Linked DNA regions of Homo sapiens: region 2 is linked to region 1. Evidence: chromatin loops called from intact Hi-C (ENCODE). Cell type or tissue: gastrocnemius medialis. All regions are shown on one strand. Each heading gives the region's core, and the rest is flanking DNA. Links, peaks and the distances in the headings are about the cores only.

Evidence for each region. Peaks named below come from ENCODE experiments on the same cell type or tissue, not always from the same donor. Only the 100,000 strongest peaks of a DNase experiment are listed, where the experiment ranks them.
Region 2: it touches region 1 in a loop (2.6-fold over the local background); 3 of 110 quality-filtered maps call a loop at or near these places.

The regions. Positions count from the first base shown.
Region 1 is chr1:154,873,817-154,884,544 of GRCh38, forward strand. No RefSeq gene overlaps it. Among named protein-coding and RNA genes, the nearest start is that of KCNN3, 8.9 kb to the left of the region's middle. RefSeq lists enhancers at 3,510-4,095, 4,681-5,265, 5,065-5,114. In gastrocnemius medialis, for the core only: CTCF peaks have their summits at 4,861 (motif pointing left) and 5,061; a DNase peak (open chromatin) is centred at 4,845; H3K27ac peaks cover 1,639 bases.
Region 2 is chr1:154,691,489-154,702,216 of GRCh38, forward strand. It overlaps KCNN3 (potassium calcium-activated channel subfamily N member 3), which reads right to left. Exons shown (of 8, transcript NM_002249.6): 8 at 5,967-10,728. Among named protein-coding and RNA genes, the nearest start is that of ADAR, 89 kb to the left of the region's middle. In gastrocnemius medialis, for the core only: no CTCF peak of the experiment used is centred there; DNase peaks (open chromatin) are centred at 5,153 and 7,153; H3K27ac peaks cover 2,526 bases.

The DNA of each region.
Region 1 (10,728 bases), core at 1-8,000:
CCCAGGCCTGTCCAACCTTTTGACAAACCCTCGCCATATGTCCTGAAACCCAAATTTAAAGGATTCATTCTTACTGGTGTTTATTAAACATTACCATGTGACTCACACACCCAACCCTCAGGAACTTAAAGTCTCACTGTAGAGACAAGTTATACTTACATGGGGTGACAAAAAACAGCAATGCAGATCCCAAAGTGTGGGCGAGACAGTAGAGTTCATTGAAGGCAGAGGGTTGTCAAGGGTGGCTTCCTGGAGGTGGTGGGACTTAAGCCACACCTTAAGGAATGGGGAGCAACTCCTTATGCTGCCCTAAGATGACAGGCTGACAAATTAGGCCTCTTTAGTCTGCAAACGGGGGTGTGGAGGAGCTTCTTACCTCAGAGAGACAGGAAGAGCAGACAAGGAAAGTAGGGGTGGCCTTTGGCCATACTGGCTCCACATCAAGTGTACTGGCACTCGGTTTCTGCCCTCCTTTCCAGGCTCATTCCTCACCACCTTCCTCCTTAAGCCCCAGCATCACCGACCTATTGTAGCTCTCCCGTAAGTCATGCTATTTCACATCTCCATGCCCTCTGCCTGGCATGCCCTTCCCCCAGATTTCCATCTAACACATTTCTCTTTGCCTTTCAAGACATGGCTCAAAGGTCTTCTTTCTGAGAAGCTTCCCCTGAACTCCCCAAACCCAAATCAGGAGCTCCTTCTGTATTTTCAGTGCCCTGTGCTAACAGGGCCTCTACGGAGCAACACAGCTGTTATCTCCATATGTGTCCTTTGCCCATAGACCATGACCTCCTTGAGGGCAGGGATGATGTCTTCTTCACAGCTGTACTGCAGCTCTTCCGAAGAGCCGCTTACAATAGATGCTTAGTAAAGATTAATCGAACTGACTAAACTTGAAACCTGGATGAGGTCATTTGAAGGCAAGTAAGGGAAAGTCACAGTACTTTTCACAACAAATCATAAACACAATTTCCTCATCCGTAAAATAGTGAGATAAAAAAGATGATTTCTAAGATCACTCAGCTTTAAAATTCCATAATCTATTGTCTGTAGACCTTGTTATCCCCAAAAGGTAGAACTAACTGAAAATAGGTTTAAGAAAAGTAGTGGTTCATGGTTTATATGGCTGTCTTTCCCACAGGCTGTGACCTGCATAAAAGGGCTCTAAATTTTTTCAGTATCCCCAACACTGATCACGGTGCCTGGCTATGAATTACTCATTAAAGATTTATTGGTCGGACCTGGTGGCTCACGCCTGTAATCCCAGCACTTTGGGAGGCCGATCACAAGGTCAAGAGTTCAAGACCAGCCTGGCCAACATGGTGAAACCCCGTCTCTACTAAAAAAAAACATACAAAAATTAGCTGGGCGTGGTGGCGAGCGCCTGTAATCCCAGCTACTCAGGAGGCTGAGGCAGGAGAATTGCTTGAACCCAGGAGGCGGAGGTTGCAATGAGCCAAGACCATACCACTGCACTCCAGCCTAGGCAACAGAGCAAGACTCCATCACAAAAAAAAAAAAAGATTTATTAGACAGATGGATAGTAGGATGGATGGACAGATGGACGTGTGGATGGGTGGATAGGTGGGTGGATGGATGGATGGATGAACGGACGGATGAATGGGAGGATAGATGGGTGGATGTATGGATGTATGGATGATGGATGGATGGATGGAGGGAGTTTAGACACAAATGACAGATAATGGCAGGTTTTCTAGAAAAGCCAGTGGTGTTGGAGGGATACCCTTAACCTGGTAAGGATAGGGTCATAAAGATTAACCACCCCCTTTCTCAGACTCTGAATGGTTGGACAGCTTTAGGCTGAACAGCTCATTAGCCCATGTGGGTTCAGTCATTACTGTGTTCTTATCTAGGAGCTTCATTACTGGATTAATTAATGCTCCAATAATAAAAACAAATCCTGTGTTTGCAGAGCACTTTATAGTTTTCCAACTGCTTTTATGTAAAATATTTCATTTGCAACTCTTGGCAGCCCTGGAAGGCTGGCTGGGGAGGTTCTATTGCCTCATCGTTGCCACTCTTACTCCCATGAACTAGAGTTTAGAAAGGTTTCAGTAGTTTGCTCAAGGTCACCAGTTAGGCATGGATTTGAACCTGGGTCTGTCTGTGCTCTTTCCCATCCATTCTGCCTGGAAAGCCCTTCCAGCCCACCTCTTGCTCTGTGTCCTGTCCTGTGAGAATTTAGGGAGCAGCACAAGTGCCACCCCTGCCCAGAGCTTTCCCTGACCTCCCCTCCTCTCCTCCCTCAATTTGACATTATCTCCCTCTTCCGAATTCCCTTGGCACTTTATTGTATCTCTCTGGGGACACTGTTCACCTCTTGCTTTGTACTGGTGTTGTCTATAGATATATGTCTTCTCTCCCCTGATTTTATCATATATATATACAGAGAGAGAGAGAGAGAATCTGTTGCCCAGGCTGGAGTGCAGTGACGCGATCTCAGTCTTGGCTCACTGCAACCTCCGCCTCCCAGGTTCAAGCGATTCTCATGCCTCAGCCTCCCGGGCAGCTGGGATTGCAGGCGCCCGCCACCACGCCTGGCTAATTTCCCTGATTTTAATTGACACCATAAGCTCCTTGGTGACAGGAGCTTATGGTATAAATTGGAAAACACACACACACACAAAACACTGCACTTCACGCTGCACCCAAATTGTGTGTTGAATACATAAGCAGGTAAGAGGGTGAGTGAGTTTAGCCTGACTGAGAGTTTGGGCACTTTGACCCAGGACACATTACTTGCCCCTTACTTGCCCGGCTGGCCACCAGGAATGCCAACTGGTAAGTGTAGGCCTTCTGTCCACACTTCTTTCCTGAGAGTCCCTGGATGTCTAGACCCTGGGTGAAGCCTCTTATAATGAATGCCCACCTAACCCCTGCCCCTGCAAGCCATGATCTGAGGAGCAAGGTAGGACTACAGCATGTCACCTGTCCCCTGGCCACGCACCAACAACTCTCAGCCACCTATGGGTGCCAAGGAGTCTTCAGCTTCACACAGGCTCCTCCCCATACTCTGCTTTGCTAAAGAAAAACTGGAGCTCTTTTGCATCATCTGAGTGTCAAGGTAAAGGGGACATACGGCCTGACTCCCTACACTTGGAGCATTTACTGAGGGCCAACTGTGGGCATTCATGGTTCCAACACGCCAGGGAGTAAAGTTAGTATGCCCATTCTATAGATGAAGAAACTGAGTCAAATTTCAGAGAAGGTTAACTGGCCTGCTCTTGTTCACAGTGGGAGGGGAGAGTCCAAGCCATGAGCCACACAGGTCTATGCGCTCTGAGAGGTCACAACCTCTCCACTCAGCCTCTGCTACTGAACTTCATTGCTTTCCAGAGAAAGTATCCCTCCTGCCCACCACTCCCACCCAGGTCCTCCATGAAACCCCCTCTAACAACAGGAGTGGGAAAAGGTTTCAAAAGAGCAGCTCCATGGAGATCTGTCTGGACAAAGGTTGGTGATTCTGCTTCTAAAACTCTGCAGAGGCCAGGATGGCCCTAACATGGAGAGAAGACAGTGGAGTGGCCAGGCCAGGCCAGGCACCAGAGCAGTCTTGGGCTGGGAATCGGTCCATCTGATTCCGAGTTGCCATTTTCCTGCCAGGGACCATGACGAGCAAGGTGCGCCCCTCTGAGCCTGTGAAACTGGGATCGTTCACACCTCCTGCACAGTTGTCTTGTGAAAACTGAGATACATTTTAAAATGTGTCTCCTGACCCCTTCTCTGAGGCTTTGGTGTAGGAACTTGTTGTTCTAACCAGATGAGTCAGTCCGGATGGGAACGTTTATTTACTTGAGGGAGTCAAAGGTCGAATGGAAGGTGCTGATACCGTGTCTGGAAAGAAGGCATGGGAAATGGGCACAGGTTGCCAACATTCTGTCACCAAGATGCCTGCCGGGCTCACAGGGAGCCAGTGGAGGTGCATACTTTGCACACGGTGAAGTGCTGCCGACGTGCACTGGCCAGTACAAGAGAGGGGTCTGTGCAGACCCCTGACTGACAAGGGCTCAGCATGGAAGCCTCGGCCCCAGAGTCTGGGTAGGTCCACTGTCTGCATGGGGCCGACTCGGTAGAGAGAGCCATCACTTGCCATCCTGGGTGCGTGTGTCCTGCCCAGCCCCACACTGTGGTGTAGGTGATGACACCCACCCCCACTGGAGACTTGGCTCCACAGGGTGGGATTTGCGTCTATTTTATTCACTGCTATAACCCCAGTGCCCAAAACAGGGCCTGTCATAGAGCATGTTCTCAATTCAGATTTGCTGAATAAATCAGCTTCCTGGCCCCAGTCTCAAACGACTCACAGAAAATAAAAACTCTAACAGTTTCCGGGGAGAGGGGAGAGATACCATTAGGAGATATACCTAATGCTAAATGACGAATTAATGGGTGCAGCACACCAACATGGCACATGTATACATATGTAACAAACCTGCACGTTGTACACATGTACCCTAAAACTTAAAGTATAATAATAATTTAAAAAAAAAAAAACTCTAACAGTTTCCCAAATGCAGAACAGGCACCTGAGCAGCAGCCCAAGGGAGGGCCCAGACCGGAGCAGCCATGGATTCCTAGCAGGGAAGAAGGCGGCCAGTGTCTCGTGGGCCTGGATGGATGTCTCTCCCACAGGGAGGGCAGTGAGGGACGAGCAGGGCCGGCTGGCAGTTGAGGCCACAGCCCCCTGAGCCAGCCCCTCCCTGGACCCCAGGTGGCCAGTAGCAGATCCCCGCCCCGCCCTGGCTCTGAGATTGCGGTCCGAGCTGGTCAGTGCTCACCCATGGGGATGGGGGCAGAGCAACCTGTGGCGGGTTTGTGAGGAGTGTGGCGGCCTCTGCTGGTGGCGTATGCACATAGCTTCGCACTCCAGGCACCTTGGGAGATGCGAGGGAGCCCCCAGACAGCATCTGAACCCCGGCCTCAGCTTTCTGCTTCCTTCCATGGAGGCCCAGGGACTGGATCTGGTGCCAGAATCAACTTCTGTGAATATTTTGCAAAAGTCGCTCTTATTTCCCAGGCTTCCTTGGGTTTTTTCACCATTGGGGAAGAAGAAACCATCTGTTGTCTGTCCCGGGTGAGGGCACCATAAAGCCTTTGAATGAGAGGGCTGGACAGGATGCCAGAGGCGCCTCCAGGCCCACCACCCTATTAGCAAGAGAAGACCTCCGGAGATGGGAGGGGACTTGCCTGTACTCATTCGTGAGTCAGGCACAAAGCCGGGACTCGAGCCCGGCCTCCGCGATGGTCCCCTTCAACTGGTCCATCATCTCTCGGTTGCTATGGGGCATCCACCAACACAGCTCCACTCCCGGTTGCTGCTGTGAAACGAGGGAAGAAGCCCCCTCTCCCCTCAGCACAGCCACCAGGCACAGTCAGGAGCTGCAACCTGGGTGCCCAGCCCTCTGACAGGAATCCTGCAGAAGGCCAGGCCCCTCTCCTGCCTCCCGCCCTTGTTTTGCCTCCCTTCGCTCCTGGGAAAGGTGGCAGCCGGAGGGTTGCTATGGACACCGCAGTCGGGCTCTCCCTCCGCAGTAATAATCCGAAGATGCCCTCCCTGCTGGAGTCCAAGTCTCTAATTGCCGAGCCTCAGAGGCAGTGATGCTGCCGCACAGGAAGTACTGGGCAGCTGGAGAACCCAAGGATTAGATGGGCTGAGAAGGGAAAGAGAGAGTGACAAGATGGAAATCACCTGAAATTGGAAGCAACAAGCTTGACCTATGTAGGTAGATTGACAAAACCAATGTCGATTTAGCCAGAATTAGAAAAGCAATAGCGTCTTAACAGGCCCCCCATCAAATCGGACACCTAATCACTGTGGCCAGCGTCTCTCAGGTGGGATGCTGAGTGGAAAAGGAGGGAGAGGAGAGGCGCCACAGCTGTGTACATGGGCAGTGACTGCAGGAAAGACCTTGACAGCCATTTTGCTCTAATTTGAGAACCACAGGTCCAGGACTTTTCTGAGCTGGATTCCTGGCCACTCTGCTGCCTTGAGGCAGAAGCACCCTGGCTCCCCACTGCCACACAGGCCCCCTTGTTTGTCCCGACTGGGAAACCAGATCATTATCACCACTGCTAGTCTCCCCACCATGAAAACAGAGCATGCTCCTTACCAGGGTCTCTGCCATGAGACCAGGGCATACCACCTCCATGAGCAGCCTCTCCAGGGGATCAGGACACTGTCACTGCTGTTCTGTCCCCACCATTAGACCAGAACTTTTCCTTCACTGTTGGGCTCCCCACCTTGAAATCAGAGCATTGTCACCTCTATTCATGTGACACCCCACCTACCCACCTACACATCAGACCAAGTCACCAAGGCCACAAGACTTTACACAGCCACAGACATAGGTCCAATGTGGAGCATCCAAACCAAAGATCACATGCTACTGGGCAGAGCAAAGTTGGTCTCACCTCCAGAGCCCGCAGGGCCACACAAACCTTTATAGAGAGGGCACAGAGGGAAGTGCGCTAGGCCCTGCAATTCACCCCACATGTCTGTGGCCACTGGGTTTGCCTTCTGGAGGCTGTGCTTGTCTCACGCAGACCCTAACGCCTGGTGACATTGGGGCATAGCCATGAGGAGGACAAAGTTAGATTTGCTCCACCCTGACCACCAGCAGAGAATCCCCCCTGCCACGTGCATCAACCCTGGAGGAAATGTGAATGAACTAGGGAAGCCCACCTCCATCCCAGAGATCCTTGGGATAGATATAGACACACACACACACGTATATATAGACACACATACATACACATACATATAGATACCTACACACACGTATATGTGTATATCCATGTGGACACATATATATATATTTATACATAAAGAGAAAGGGAGAGATGGAGGGCAGGATGGAAGGCTTCTCTAAATCCTTCAATCTACCACTGTCTCTCTCAGTGAGGCAGTTTTTATCATCCCAATTTACAAAGAAAAACTGACCCAGAGAGGCCTAGGGACTTGCCCAGGATGAAATAACTGAGTTTCAGATTCCAAGGCCCAGCACCCTCGTCTTGGCTCTCTTCCCATCTGGTGTTTGAAAGTCACGCCTCAGAATGGGAATGGATGAGGCTGCACATCTGAGAGAGAATGGATGCCAAATAGAAGCCATTATTCTAACCAGGGAGCTTTTTCCTACAATTTAAGAAACCTCGCCTCCTCTGATTATTTCCGAAATTGTGTTCCCAGGGCCGATTTTATGACAGAGTGCTGCTGTGGCAATCCCTGTGGCCCAACACAGGAACTCCTGGGAGACCTGGCGAGTGCTAATCCTCCTTTCTTAGCACACTATCTTCTCCTCCGGCAAACCCAGTGATTAAGCCTCCTGGTAGCCCCAGGAACTGGCACATGTGAGCCTCAGAGAGTAAGAAAGGCCAGTGGCTTCCTACTTACTTCTTGCTACTTCCATTATAGAAGCTTCTGAGCCCACCAGGAGGGCTAGAGAAGGAAAAGGAAAAAGGGTGGGAGCCCGCCCTCGCAGCCCCTAACATCTTACTACCGCAGTTCCTAGCAGTGTGAGCTTTAACTGTGATCAGCAGGGCGCACACTTCTGCATCTCCTGACTAGGGCCAAGTAAGCTGTCAACTCCCCCTTGCCCAATGGAGAAGTTTTGGGTCATCCAGTGTCCTCAGACCCAAGGATCTCAGCTGATCGAACGAGCTTCTGGCCGTAGAGAGAAAGGACAAGATAGCAAGAAATCCTGAGAGACCTGAACCCTGGGTCTGAGACTGCAGGAAGTTGATTTGTGTAGTACTGGTACCAAGGCAGAAATTGTCCAGAAGAACAGATTGCCAGAGACAAGCAGGCAGCCAGTATCTCCTACTCCAGATTAGACAAGTTCTAGCTGAAAAGATCTGCTCTCCCTGTGAAGTGTAGTTGTGAAGAGGTTGGCATGGTGCTAGGCAGGTGCCTGATGAAGGTTCATTTCCTTCTCTCCTCACTTTTCATCCCTCTCATATGAAGGGGTTTCACGGACCGAGAAGGGGTCTTGGATCAGAACTCTAAAAGCTTTAAATTCGAGGAATACAATTAACCTTAGTCCAGCCATTGCTCAGGAAAGGGAGAGGGAGGCACCCTGGTTTCCAGGAATGTGTGGCATGTAGGAAGGAGCTCTGGGCTCACGTGAAGTTAGCTGCGCCCTGGCTGGCCTGGGCAGGGCCCATCTGAGGACAGGAGCCCAGTGTCTCTGGTGCTCACTATCACCTGCAGGATCCTGCGCCTTCTTGTCTTTGACCTCCTGAAGAGCTTGGAGGGATTAAAGTCAAACTAACCTAAGGGATGGACAGAACCCACTCCAAGGCCAAGCCCAGTGGTATAGCTTCCAGGCTGTTCTTGGCTGGGGAGGTGGTGTTCAGCCCCCTGGCTTCTCCTGTCACCCCAGACTTGGCGGTTTTGAAGTGGATAAGCAGCTTTGCCAAGTGATCCACCAGAAGAGAGAGAAGAAACGTGCGTGCATGTGGCATTTTGTCAGCTGCACCAGAAAAGTGATGATGGGGGAGGCGGTGGAAGTCAGTGACTCAAAGCAGGTTCGGGGATTATCTGCTGTTTTCAATTATCCACATTCTTCATCACCATGGAGAATTGAGAATTGGGTGTATTTGCCTCCCCCTCAACACTGGTGCTGGCATTAGAGACGTGATTTGTACTTGGAGCAACTGTGGGTAAAGGACTTAGAATGGTCTCTGTGTAAAATTTCCCCAGCACTGAAATGTCATTAAATAGCTCTCCGTACCTGGCACCTCTTGGTCCCATTAAAAGTAACTGGAAGAGGCCTGTTGTGGCGGTTCATGCCTGTAATCCCAGCACTTTGGGAGGCCAAGGCAGGTGGATCACCTGAGGTCAGGACTTCCAGACCAGCCTGGCCAACGTGGTAAAACCCCATCTCTACTAAAAATACAAAAATTAGCCGGGCATGGTGGTAGGCGCCTGTAATCCCAGCTACTCAGGAGGCTGAGGCAGGAGAACTGCTTGAACCTGTGAGGTGGAATTTGCAGTGAGCCGAGATCATGCCACTGCACTCCAGCCTGGGCGACAGAGTGAGACTCTGTCTCAAAAAATAATAATAATAATAACTGGAAGATAAGCATACCTGAAGAGAAGAGAGCTGATGATTATTGAGCATCTGTGATGCACTCAATACTCATTTTGAGCCAAGGAAACTTCAGCTCAGAGAGGTTTTCTTGCCCATGGTTTGTCATAGCATGGAACGACAAACTGCTCCAAGGCAGGGCCTTCGATCCCAAGGCTTGTCCCCACCCTACCCTTCTCTCAGTGAGCTCAGACCTCTCTCAGAAGACATGGGGGCCCATCTTGGACCTCTGTGGTCCTGTCTGTGTCTACTAATATGCTTTCAATTGCCAGTCAAAAAAAAAAAAAAACCTCAAGAGAGTTTAAAAACAAGGAAATTTGTTATTTCACACACTAAAAACTCAAGAGGTAGAACAGTCCCGGGGTCATTAACTTGGCAGCACATGTCACCATGAGCACTGGCTCTTCCTGACTTTCTGCTCTGCCATCCTCAGCAGGTTGATCACAAGGTAGCCAGGGCACACTGAGGCATCCCATTGCCAACCTTCAAGTGCAACAGCAATGAAGGGAAGCCCCCTGCTGTGGATCTCTTTAATAATGAGAACATTTGTCCCAGAAGTCCCTAGACTTTCCTTTGCATCTCACTGGTCAAAGAATGGGTTAGGCTGGGGCATGGTGCCTCATGCCTGTAATCCCAGCATTTTGGAAGGCCAAGGCGGGCAGATTGCCTGAGGTCAGGAGTTCGAGACCAGCATGGCCAACATGTTGAAACCCCGTCTCTACTAAAAATACAAAAATTAGCTGGGTATGGTGGTGGGCACCTGTAATCCCAGCTACTCTCGGGAGGCTGAGGGAGGAGAACCACTTGAACCCAGGAGGCGGAGTTTGCAGTGAGCTGAGATCGCACCACTGCACTCCAGCCTGGGTGACAGAGCAAGACTCAGTCTCAAAAAAAATAAAAATGAAAAAGGGGGGGTTAAATGCTCAGACCTAAACCAACCACCAAGAAAAGGAAGGAGGAGTACCATCTTGGCTAGACTGGGGCCTGACTTCCTCTGAAGCAGATGGTAACCAGAGGAGTGTGGGCACACGGGGGGCTTAAGGCAGAAGTGGGGGTGCCATTGGCTCCTGGACAGAAGGCACTGCATGGCCACATCCGCCAATCCAGCCAGAGGTCTGAATGCTCCTACTTGTAGGGGTTCTTGTCCCCGGGGCAGCTCCCAGTGTGGACTCTGAGGACATGTGCCAGCTCCGTGTCCTTGTGGCTTAGATAAGAAGGGGTGAGGCACCGGCTCATACCAAAATGGGAACCTGCTGGCCTTATTGTGAGCTTATCTAGAGGACACACACGACCGACTTCATTAGAAAAATTGGGGGAAAAATCTTATTAAAGATTTGTTCTATCACATACCAGGGAAGCAAAGCCTTTCATGAAACCTAATGGGCAATACGGGTGATTTAAACAACTACACGGTACTGAGGTCTTTAATTTCCTGTAGGAAACCTGATGATTATCTGTCTGGAAATGCTTCAGCTCAAGTAGGGATATGTGCGAGTCAGAATGAAAAAGCTCTTTATATTTTCACACTTTAAATCCAGACCCTGTGAAAAGAGATCCTTGTCACGGGAGGCCAATCAAGTTCAGAGAGTCCGACTAACTTTGCCCTCCCCAAATGCCATCA
Region 2 (10,728 bases), core at 794-8,793, 180 kb before region 1:
AAACTCCTGACCTTAAGTGATCCACCTGTCTCAACTTCCCAAAGTGCTGGGATTACAGGTGTGAGCCACTGCGCCCGGCCTGAACTTTGGTATATATTACACTGAAGTCAGAGAATTTTGTTTGTATGGTACCATTCCTTTAAAACGTGTTGAACTTGGCCGGCACGGTGGCCCACACCTGTAATCCCAGCACTTTGGAAGTCCGAGGAGGGGGGATCACGAGGTCAGGAGGTTGAGACCATCCTAGCTAACATGGTGAAACCCTGTCTCCACTAAAAAATACAAAAAATTAGCCGGGCGTGGTGGTGGGCGCCTGTAGTCCCAGCTACTCGGGAGGCTGAGGCAAGAATGGCGTGAACCGGTGAGGCGCAGCTTTCAGTGAGCCGAGATCGCGCCACTGCACTCCAGCCTGGGCGACAGAGCAAGACTCTGTCTCAAAAAAAAAAAAATGTGTTGAACTTGCTTTAGTGTCCATTATGTGGTCAAGTTTCATTAATATTCAATGTACAAGGAAAAAGTGTATCCTACAGATTTGATTATGTCATTCAATTTTTCTATATCTTTTTAGATTTTTATTTTGTCTACTTGATCAACTACTTCCTCAGAAAGATGTATTAAATTTTCCTGCTATGGTTGTAGGTTTGTCTGTTTTGTTGTAGTTCTGTAAATGTTTGCTTTATATATTTTAAGGCCATATTATTAAGTGTATTCTATATACTTTAAATTGTTATCTTTTCTTGGAGAACTCAGTGCTTTTTACATTAAAGCCTCCCCCTACCGCCCAGTATTTATTAGCTATACCCATATTTTTTTGATTAAAATATACTTGAATCTTTTAAAAATTCACACTTTCAATTTTTCTTTATGCTATGCTTTAAATGTGTTTCTTGTAAATAGCATTTATTTGAATAATTTAAAACATTTGGTCTGACAATCTTTTTCTTTTGCCTGGAGTCCATAACTTTCATTGCGATTATCGAAATATTTGGATATATTTATACCATTTTGTTTCATCCTTCCAATTTGTTCTTTTACGTGTTTTCCCATCCTTTCTAACCTTCTTTTGAATTGATTTTTTTTCTCTATTTTTCAAACTCTACTAGTTTGAAAGTTGTAGGCTCTGTTTTAATTATATTATTGATTGTAATTTAAATGGTCAAACTCTGAAGTTATCAATATTTACCTTCCTTCCAAACAATACTACTACGGTCTGAATGTGTCTCCCCAAAAGCATGTGTAGAAACCTAACCCCCAATGCAATAGTGTTGGGAGGTGGGTCTACGGGGATATTTTAGGTTATTATGGCAAAGCTCTCATGACTGGAATAATGCCAACTATTAAAAGAGCTTGAGGCTGCAAGTTCACTCTTGTGCTCTCTCTTGCTCTTCCATCTTCCATCTATGGGATGATGGAGGAAGAAGGCCCTTAAAAGATGCTGACCCCTCAATCTTGGACTTCCTAGTCTCCAGAACTGTGTGCCAATAAATTTTTGTTCATTATAAATTACCCAGTCTCAGGTATTCTGTTATAGCAGCAAAAAATAGATAAAGACATATACTAAGATCTTAGGTCACTTTTATTCCACTCATCACCCCTTCCTGACTGATAGATCATTTTCTGCTTTAGTCTTTTTTTTTTTTTTCCCCCAAACCACATTGGTTCATTTAACAGAATCTCTTGCTGTGGTTCTTTCTTTCTCCATCACTCTGCTAACTTAGTGGTCAAAGTACACTCTAAAGTCAATTTTGACATTCCACATTTTCTTGTTATCCTACTTAATTTTTGTGTTTTAAACTTTTTAAATGTCAGAACTATTGAAATGGCATTTCTCTTTAATTCTCATTCTGGTCACTCCTCTGGGAGATTTGATGTGTGCCCAGGAGGTTGGTTCTTCTCCACCAGGACTCTTTATGTTGGATATGACAGAAAATTCATCTCCAAATGGTTGCAATATAAAGCAAAGTTACTGGTTCAGGTAATTAGGAGATTCAGTGGCTCCAAGGATATTACCAAGGGGGGGTGTTCTCCAACATCAACGACCAATTCTCTGAGTCTCCAGAGAAGAACAGGCGTTCAACAATTCAATTCAATTGTGACACTAACTATCTGGAGTTAGCACGGACCCCGTAGGTGAAGGACTCAAAGTCTGCCCTCCACTTCAGATGCCAGTCACAAGTCCTGGCCTCTCATACTCCTGACTGACTGGCTATAAATTAGGGGTTCTCACAACTCCCTCCTCAGGTTCAACAATTTTCTAGAATGGCTCACAGAACTCAGGAACATGTTTTACTTATGTTTATGGATTTGTTTTAAAGGATATAAATTAATAGCCAGGAGAAGAGGCATATAGGGCAAGACCCAGAAGGGTCCCAGGCACAGAAGCTTCTATCCCATTGAGCTGGGGTATGCCACCCTCTTGGCACATGGATGTGTTCACCAACCTGGAAGTTCTCTAGACTCTTTTGTCTAAGGGTTTTTATGGAGGTTTCATCACATAGGCATGATCAATTTTTTTTTTTTTTTTTTGAGATAGAGCCTCGCTCTGTTGCCCAGGCTAGAGTGCAGTGGTGCGACCTTAGCTCACTGCATCCTTCGCCTCCTGAGTTCAAGCAATTCTTTTGCTTTGGCCTCCTGACTAGCTGGGATTACAGGCATGCACCACCATGCCCGGCTAATTTTTGTAGTTTTAGTAGAGATGGGGTTTCACCATGTTAGCTAGGCTGAAGGTTCCAGGTTTCTAATCAGAGCTTGGTCTTTCTGGTGACCAGCTCCAATTTTGGAGCTATCCAGGAGCCCAGCAAGAGTCACCTCATTATAACAAGAAGTGGGTCCTATCATCCAGGAAATCCCATGGGATTTAGGAGCTCTGTGCCAGGAACAAGGGACAAAGACCCAAAATATATTTCTTATTATGCCACATAATGTCCCCATTTCTCTCCTCTCCCCTCTGCCTTTGGTGGTCTTCATCCTCATGTTCCACATGGTGGCCCTCTGTCAACTCCTCCCTCTCCCCTCATCAAACAAAAGGGTTGCAGCAGCTCCTGATCAAGCAGCACCTCACCCTCCTGGGGTAGAGGGTCTTTTCTGGTTGCTCTGGCTCAAGCCCTGGGCTCTGGGGTTCACTTGCTCCCATTGGCCTGATTTGGGCCCTGTGCCCATCCGTTGGCTAGGGTGATGAGGTACTCTGATTGTCTTAAGCCTGCCATGGCCCACCAGAGGTCTGGAAGTTGTATTAACCCCACCCAAGTGCATAGTTGGGATGGGAGAAGGGCAAATTCACTAAAGAAAACTCTGCATGCTGTTGGCAGAGAATTGGGGAATGGGTGCTCTAGAGATAGTGAATAAATGTCCTCTACAGTTTTCTCACATCTTATTTCCAAGTACAGAACTGAGAATGTCAGTTCCTCTTATTGATGATCTGACCATACTCGTCGAGCATTTTCTCAATTAAACTGCCACCAAACAGGGTCCTATGTTCCCAAATTTGTGAATCAAGTAAACATTGCATTGTTATTATTGAAAAAAGTCTGTAGGAAATCCTAAGGGTAAATTTGTTAAGATTCCCAAATTCTGAAGTTTAGGATGAGTTATGTATCTACCTTCTCATTCCAAGAGGTGGGAGGTGAGGAGGGTGTTCTAAGAAAGGGCAATTGAATCACAGCTTACAGGCACTTACAGAAGACCTGACATTTCCCTTGATGAGTGACTGGGATGTGGGTGCCCCATTACTGTATGCATTCTTTCTTGAGAAGTACTTGATTGCTTTTAAGTGATACCCCAGTGTTTGAAAGTAGGAAGCAGAAGAGGTTTGGAAAAGCGTTTTACCTAGGTGAAGAGGAAATCGCCCTCAGGTATTGCATGCGTGTTTTCCACCTTTGGTTTTCCGGGGGGGAGGAATGCATTTTAAGAGAGGCTATTAAGTGTGACTTGTTCTCAGAAAAAATAAAGTGTAAATTTCAAATTCATGCTACAAGCAGATTAAGTTAATTTTGGCTAATCTTCATGTATTATTTGCAGTGGTGACGGCAATGAAGATTAATAACCTTGACCATCATTAGCATAATCCACTGTAATGCTGGATATAAAATCACATCATTTTAATAATCGAATTTAATGTTTCCTGACCAGTGGGGGTTCTTGTAGCTTTGCAAGTATTAGCTGTAAATTCTTTAAACTAAAGGCAGATAACTTTGAAAATGATCAATGCCTCTGGAATATAAAATGCACTATGAATTATTTTAACCAGTCGCAATATGCATATCTTTGTTTTCTTTGAGATATTGCTAATGCGGTGTATGCATTAGCGGTGTATGCGTGTGTTGAGAAGCAGGGGCTTTTCTTCTTAGCAAACATTTGCAAAATGGATAACCAACTACTTTATGAGGATGAATCAAGAAAGAGCATGGAGAGGCTATGGGCAGGCCTCAATTTACCACATCAGCCCAGAAGGCATTCTCAATGTGGCATGAAAAGGTTCCAGTTTACTTTCTGCCCATAATTCTCCATTTGATTCCAGGCAAATCACTTCTCTTGAATCTCTGTCTCCTATGTGTAAGGCAAGGGCCATGACCTAGATGAATGTCTCTAACAGGCATGGCCTGCCTTCTCATCTGCATCCGCATACAGTGCCAGCACCTTGTTTTTGACAGCCATACAGATGAGCCTTTTCCTGGATGCCAAGTGACATTTCTTTTTCCCTCAGATTGCCCTATTCCCGTTGGTCTGCAGGGGGTGTTCTTACTCAGAGTCTCCTGAATTCTGAATTAGCAGAATTGTCCATTTTGGAAAACTGGGCCCACCTTTGAGTTCTAATGTCTTGTTTTTCCAGCTTCCACAGTTATGCATGATGTAATAATGGATCAAATTTTCTTTATAATAGGAGACAACATTTTATCTAGTGGTTAGATATAGTTTGGAAAAGATCAATGCGTATAACATAGCAGGTTACCCAATTTTTGTGCGTTAGGTTTAGTGAGTTACCTGCTAGCAAGGACAATGTGTTATGTTTAATTTTAACTTTTTTCGTCTAGTGAAAAATGTCAGAATAGCCCTCCCTCAATCTTCACCCAGAGCTAAGGCCAAAGAAAGACATTACACCCAGACAGACTGTGTGCCAGGAGAAAGCAGCAGCCAGCCAGAGAAATACCATGTGAGGGAAGAGTAACCTGGCAGCATTGTTTGCCAATACACGTAGAGCCAGCATGCAGATCAGCACAGTCTCATGGGGCCAGGACTGAAGAGACATGAGGGCAAGATGAAAAGGAATCAAGCTTCGAGTAAATCACCATCTTTATAAAAACCTTGCCCCCTCCTACTCTCTTCTCTTCCCGTCTCCTCACCAACTAGGGGGAGGGGAGAGATCCTGAGGAGGGCTGTGCCAGACTAGGCACCGGTGGCCTCACTTCAGCAAGCTCTGGATCAGTGGTGCTCAACTTGGGGCACCCCTTAGAACGACCTGTGGTGCCTCAGGGACATGCCCAGGTGTCACCCATACTCTGCTTCTGAGTCTCCATGGGTTGAGAAGCCTGGCTTGGGGTTTTCAAAAGCTTCAGAGATGAGTCTACTGAGACCCTCTGCTCAGCTAAATGGAAGGAGTGCTGTGTGGAACTGCCCGATACTTTACTTGAACATAGTTGCAAGTTTGCCGTATCACACATCAGTGTGTCTAGATATTCTCGTTGATGAACAGCCATTCACCTTAGGAGCGGCTCTCACTCTCTCTGGGTGGTTAAAACTGGGTTTGGTATTAAGGCCTTCCATGTGTCTCCATGTTGGGGGGGCCAATCTCCTGAGTCAACACTACCATGAAAACCACGGCAGTTCTGGCCTTGCTTAAAGAAGCAACCTTTTCCAGGGGACGCTGTTTCCGATCTAAATTAAGATTTCCTCTTTTAAAAAATCTTGCTTTCACAACTATACATGTAGGGAAAGAAGAAGATAAAATTAAAGGAAATCAGTCACTTGCATTTTTGGTTTTTTGGTTTTAGTCAGTTCTCTTCTTGTTTTTATTTAATGCCATAATATTATATTAGCATATGCCGTAACATTTAAAAATGCCCATTCTCTCCAGCTTCAGTTCAAGCAGGAGTGGGGAAGGCCATAGACTAAGCCCACCTTCAAGGTCACACTTCCATATTTTGCACAGAGAAGAAAATGCAGTCTCCCATCCAGATCCTCAGACCCACACACCAGCCCACCACTCTCATTCCAGATGCCCTAAGCCTGGGTCTGGACACATGTGGTCAATACACATCCTGGATCTTACAAATCCAATGGTGGCCAGCAGTAGAACTGAAGCCTGTAAGTTTTCATTCACTCCTAAAGTGTGCTGAGAAATCCTAGCCTGTTTTTTCCATTTAATTCCTGTAGATGAGTCATTTGCTCCTCAGTTTTCTATGGCCCAATTTTCCCATTGGAATAATGGGAATAATATGTCATCCACCTTACAGGGTGATGACTAATATATTGGCATTTGAGATCCTTAGATGAAAGGTATTACTGTGTATAAGTATAAAGTACTATTATTTAGTAATCACTGAGTTGGTAAATGTATTCATTCATATGGAGTTTTTGGAGGAAGAGCTTTAAGGAATGACAGCAGTAGAAATGCAGCTAGATATATTTTTGAAAACATTTTTTAGGTCTACCAACTTAGAAAAAGTCCCAGATATTACATACTCCTTCTAAAGCACCTAATTTGCATTTTTATTATTATTATTATTTACCTAGAACTACAGAAAAATTTATGGGAAGGAAAGTAAGGGTACAGGGTTTTCAACTTGGGGAAATTCATTTCCCATCCCCTGGCTGCCAAGCCTTCCTACTCACAATTCCACAAATGTGCCTGCAGCTGTGAGGACAGCTGGAGAGATCTGTTGTCTTTCTGGTCACCTCTGACATTTTGCAGTGTCTCTTCTGATTGACACTGTATACAGGGCATGACCTCTCTGACTTGGCCCTGCCTATTATGAAAGTGTCACCATGGGGGCAGGGAGCTAGAGAGATTTAGTTGGTTTAAAGAAGTATAATGTGTCCTTGAGCTTTGAGCACAGCAATGGAAACCTGGCGACTCTTCCTGGAGCTCTAGGGACTTCTAACCAGAGCAAGTTGGTTCATTACAAGCTGTCACACCACAGAAAGAGAAGACCTTTGGCTAAGGTAGAGAAAGGCTGACTCATACAGGCAGTTGTATAACTGTAGACAGGCAGGGCCCATGGAGCTGTGGAGAGTTCACTGGGACTCCTCTGCCTTCTAAGACACAGGTTCCCACCTGCTTCAGGGAGAGAGACTTCCCACTAGTCCACCTTCTGTGTGTGTTACCAAAAGGAAGCCATATTTGGAGCTGGTCTAAGCTCCAGCCCCTGCAATTTCATTTGCCTTTCCTTAGTAAGGAACACAGTAACAACGCGAACAAAACCACACAGAGCATGTGAAGACCGGGCCCTTCTGATGCTGATGTGTGGAGAAAACTGGGCACTAGACTGAACAAATTTTTAGCTATTGCCTTATGGGAACCACAGAAATGGATTGAAATAAAACTTACAAAATCACTTTAACCACTCTTATTTATGCATTACCACCAAGGGAAAACAAAGTCACTGAAACAGAAAAATGTTTTCCAAAGGAAAAATGTTTCCTCTTTGGTGACCTGAGAAAGTTTACCGTAACTCCATTCAAAACCTTCAGGCACTTGACTTTTTTTTTTTTTTTTAATATCCTTTACCTTTTTAATAAAAAGTAAAAAACAAACAAAAAATACATCAATGTTCCGAATAGAACCTCTCTATGTAAAGGTCTCACTAAACAAATAAACATAGGACCAGACAAAAGAAATGGAGCTGTGAATAGCAATATGATATATTATGAAGCATTTATATATGTATGTATATATTATATATGAATGTGCGGGTATATGTGTGTGCACCTATGTATGTATAAATCTGTAAATATTTGCCTACATACACGTCACACACACACATACATATTTATACTGACCTCTTTAGATTGAAGTCCAAGGCACTTTTTACAATGAACAGGTTAAAGCCATTAATTTAGAACATAACTGTTTCTGGGTACATATCGAGTTATGGCGCCAATATCAGAATTCACGTCTTTCCTTGCCCACCTTGGAGTGTTTCTTGTTGGTGCAATGAGTAAGAGAATTGGCTTTCAAGGAGATTAGCAATGTTTCTAGATGGTTAAACTAACTTCTCTTGCTATTTTCCTCTAGGGGAGGGGAGTTCTTACTGGTGAGATGCTGAGTTCCTCAAGGGAAGAACACAAGGATCGAGAAACACAACAATTTCTGTACTATGCTAAGCAGAGACTCCTGTAGCCTTCCAGAGGACCTGCCCTGAGGTTCCACCTGATATTCTGATGGCTTTGCTAGTCTGGTCTAAAAAAAAAAAGACTAAAACTTAAAAATGGGGGCTTTGAGGTGGCTCAAGGATATGGAGTGCTATTTAGGTAAGACCGGAAAAAGACTATCTCTTATTGACTTTATTATGTTTGATGTAGACCATCCAAGTTATATAACCTCAAGTGGAATTTAAAGATGCATTTTTTTAATCCTTATGATCATTCAGGACCTTCACATCTTCAAATAATTCTGTAAATGAGACTCAAGGAAGAGATAGCTTCATTCTCTAATTATTAACGAGGTTAGTTATCACTACGGTGAGGTGAGGCCAGTGCTTATCAATATTTCTGGTGCATACAGGTCACCTGGGGATTTGTTAAAAGGCCAATTCTGATGAAGAAGGTTTGATGTGGGGCCTGAGATTCTGCATTTCTAACAAGCTTACAGATGATGCTAACGCTGCTGGTCTGTGGACCACACTTTGAGTAGCAAGGGTTAGCATATAGCCATGGACTTGAATTACTGTCAAGAGGTCTGCTTTCCCCAAATGATGAATTTGCATTTGTTTCCTTGATTCTAGATGGAATACAACTTTGAGGGGAAAGGTCAGAATATATTTGCTCTTTATAAATGTAAGTCTTGGTCTGAGCAGTGTTAGAAGGAAAAACCAAAAGAAAAAAGCACTTACTGGGCCAGGCACAGTGGCTCACTTTGGGAGGCCCAGGCAGGTGGATCACGAGGTCAGGAGATCGAGACCATCCTGGTTAACATGATGAAACCCTGTCTCTACTAAAAATACAAAAAAATTAGCTGGTCGTGGTGGCACGCACCTGTAATCCCAGCTACTCGGGAGGCTGAGGCAGGAGAATTGCATGAACCCAGGAGGCAGAGCTTGCAGTGAGCTGAGATGGCGCCACTGCACTCCAGCCTGGGCGACAGAGTGAGACTCCATCTCAAAATAATAATAATAATAATTTTAAAAAAGAAAAAATCATTTAGTAGCAAAAAAAAGTGAAGAAATAAATCAATTACCACCAATACATTCATCAGTCAATTGTAAAATTGAAAATAAGCCAATTTCCATTATCCGGTGAGTAAGTAACCTGATAAAAACAAGTGCCCTGGAGTTCAGATGGCTTTAGTGGAGCTCGGCCTAACATATAACTGAGGAGTAATACAGGCACTGAGAGAATTTAGCTCCATAACAAGAAAACTTGTGTACAAGTTAGGGCTCAGCTACACAAACAGACTGAAAACGGGCATTTAGACATTTCTCTTTCAAACAGCATGAATACCTAATGTCAGTGAGCCCCATGACTTATATACCTTTAAGCTCATATAAATTGAAATTTGAAGGATTCCAGCCTTTTCCCAGGAGAAAACTTGTTGTTTTGCACTATCTGTAAATCTATGTGAATTTTCAGGGCTTGGGAAGGGAAGAGACACATAGGCTCAGTTAATCTGCCCCGATGCAACCTGGTTTGCACCTGTACAATATTGCACCAAAGCAACAACAGCAAGTGAGGGTCCCAGGTGAGAAGAGGCTCACTGATTCTAGAAAATCTTTATTCTGTAACCGAACACATCCTGTTTTCATCTAGAAGTAGTGCCTTAGCCATATGAAGGAGGGAACTGAGAACTTCTACATGTATGTCTCAGCTGCTCTGTAGAGAAAGAGGGGTGTAGATTCCATGAGTTGCTTAATTTTGCTATAAAGGACAATATCTCAACGGGAACCCTTTATTTCCTCCCAGCTAGAGGAAGCTAGCAGAAAAGGCAGCCCGGCTCTTTGCTGGCTCTGGCTGTTCATGTCCTGCCGGCTCCTCCCATCACTCCCTTAGGAGCTGGGCTCCATGTCCTTGATAAACATGTGGGAACCTTGCTCCCTCAAGGGTATTGCCAATTTAGAAAAGCACATCTGCACACTGGACTCTTGTTGGGCCTTGTGTAGTTTGGAAAGCCGACCCCGGTTTCACGTACATGGAGAAACTCAGAATGCCTAGGATTTTGAGTATTTTAAGTTACAGGAAAACAGGACTCTTTCTTATGTCCAATTCTGACATTGTCAAAGGAAAACTGGTTGGCTAGGTTTGAGACTTATATAATTTATGTAATGAGGCCTTTGAATTTATATAGAAAGAGCCTGAACTTTTATTAAACTGGCTTTGCAGAGCTACTAAAGGAGTGATGGCTTTTAAAATCTCTTCTGAAATGGCTTGATAGAATTTAGGGTAGAATTATTCCTCTACTCTTGGAATAATGTTCTTTTGTCTCTAATACCCAGGCCTTGGAGAATTAGAATATGGCAGTTCAGTAGGCTGTGGTAGGAGGACCCTTTTTCTGGGTGCCCGGCAATCACTAACAGTGAT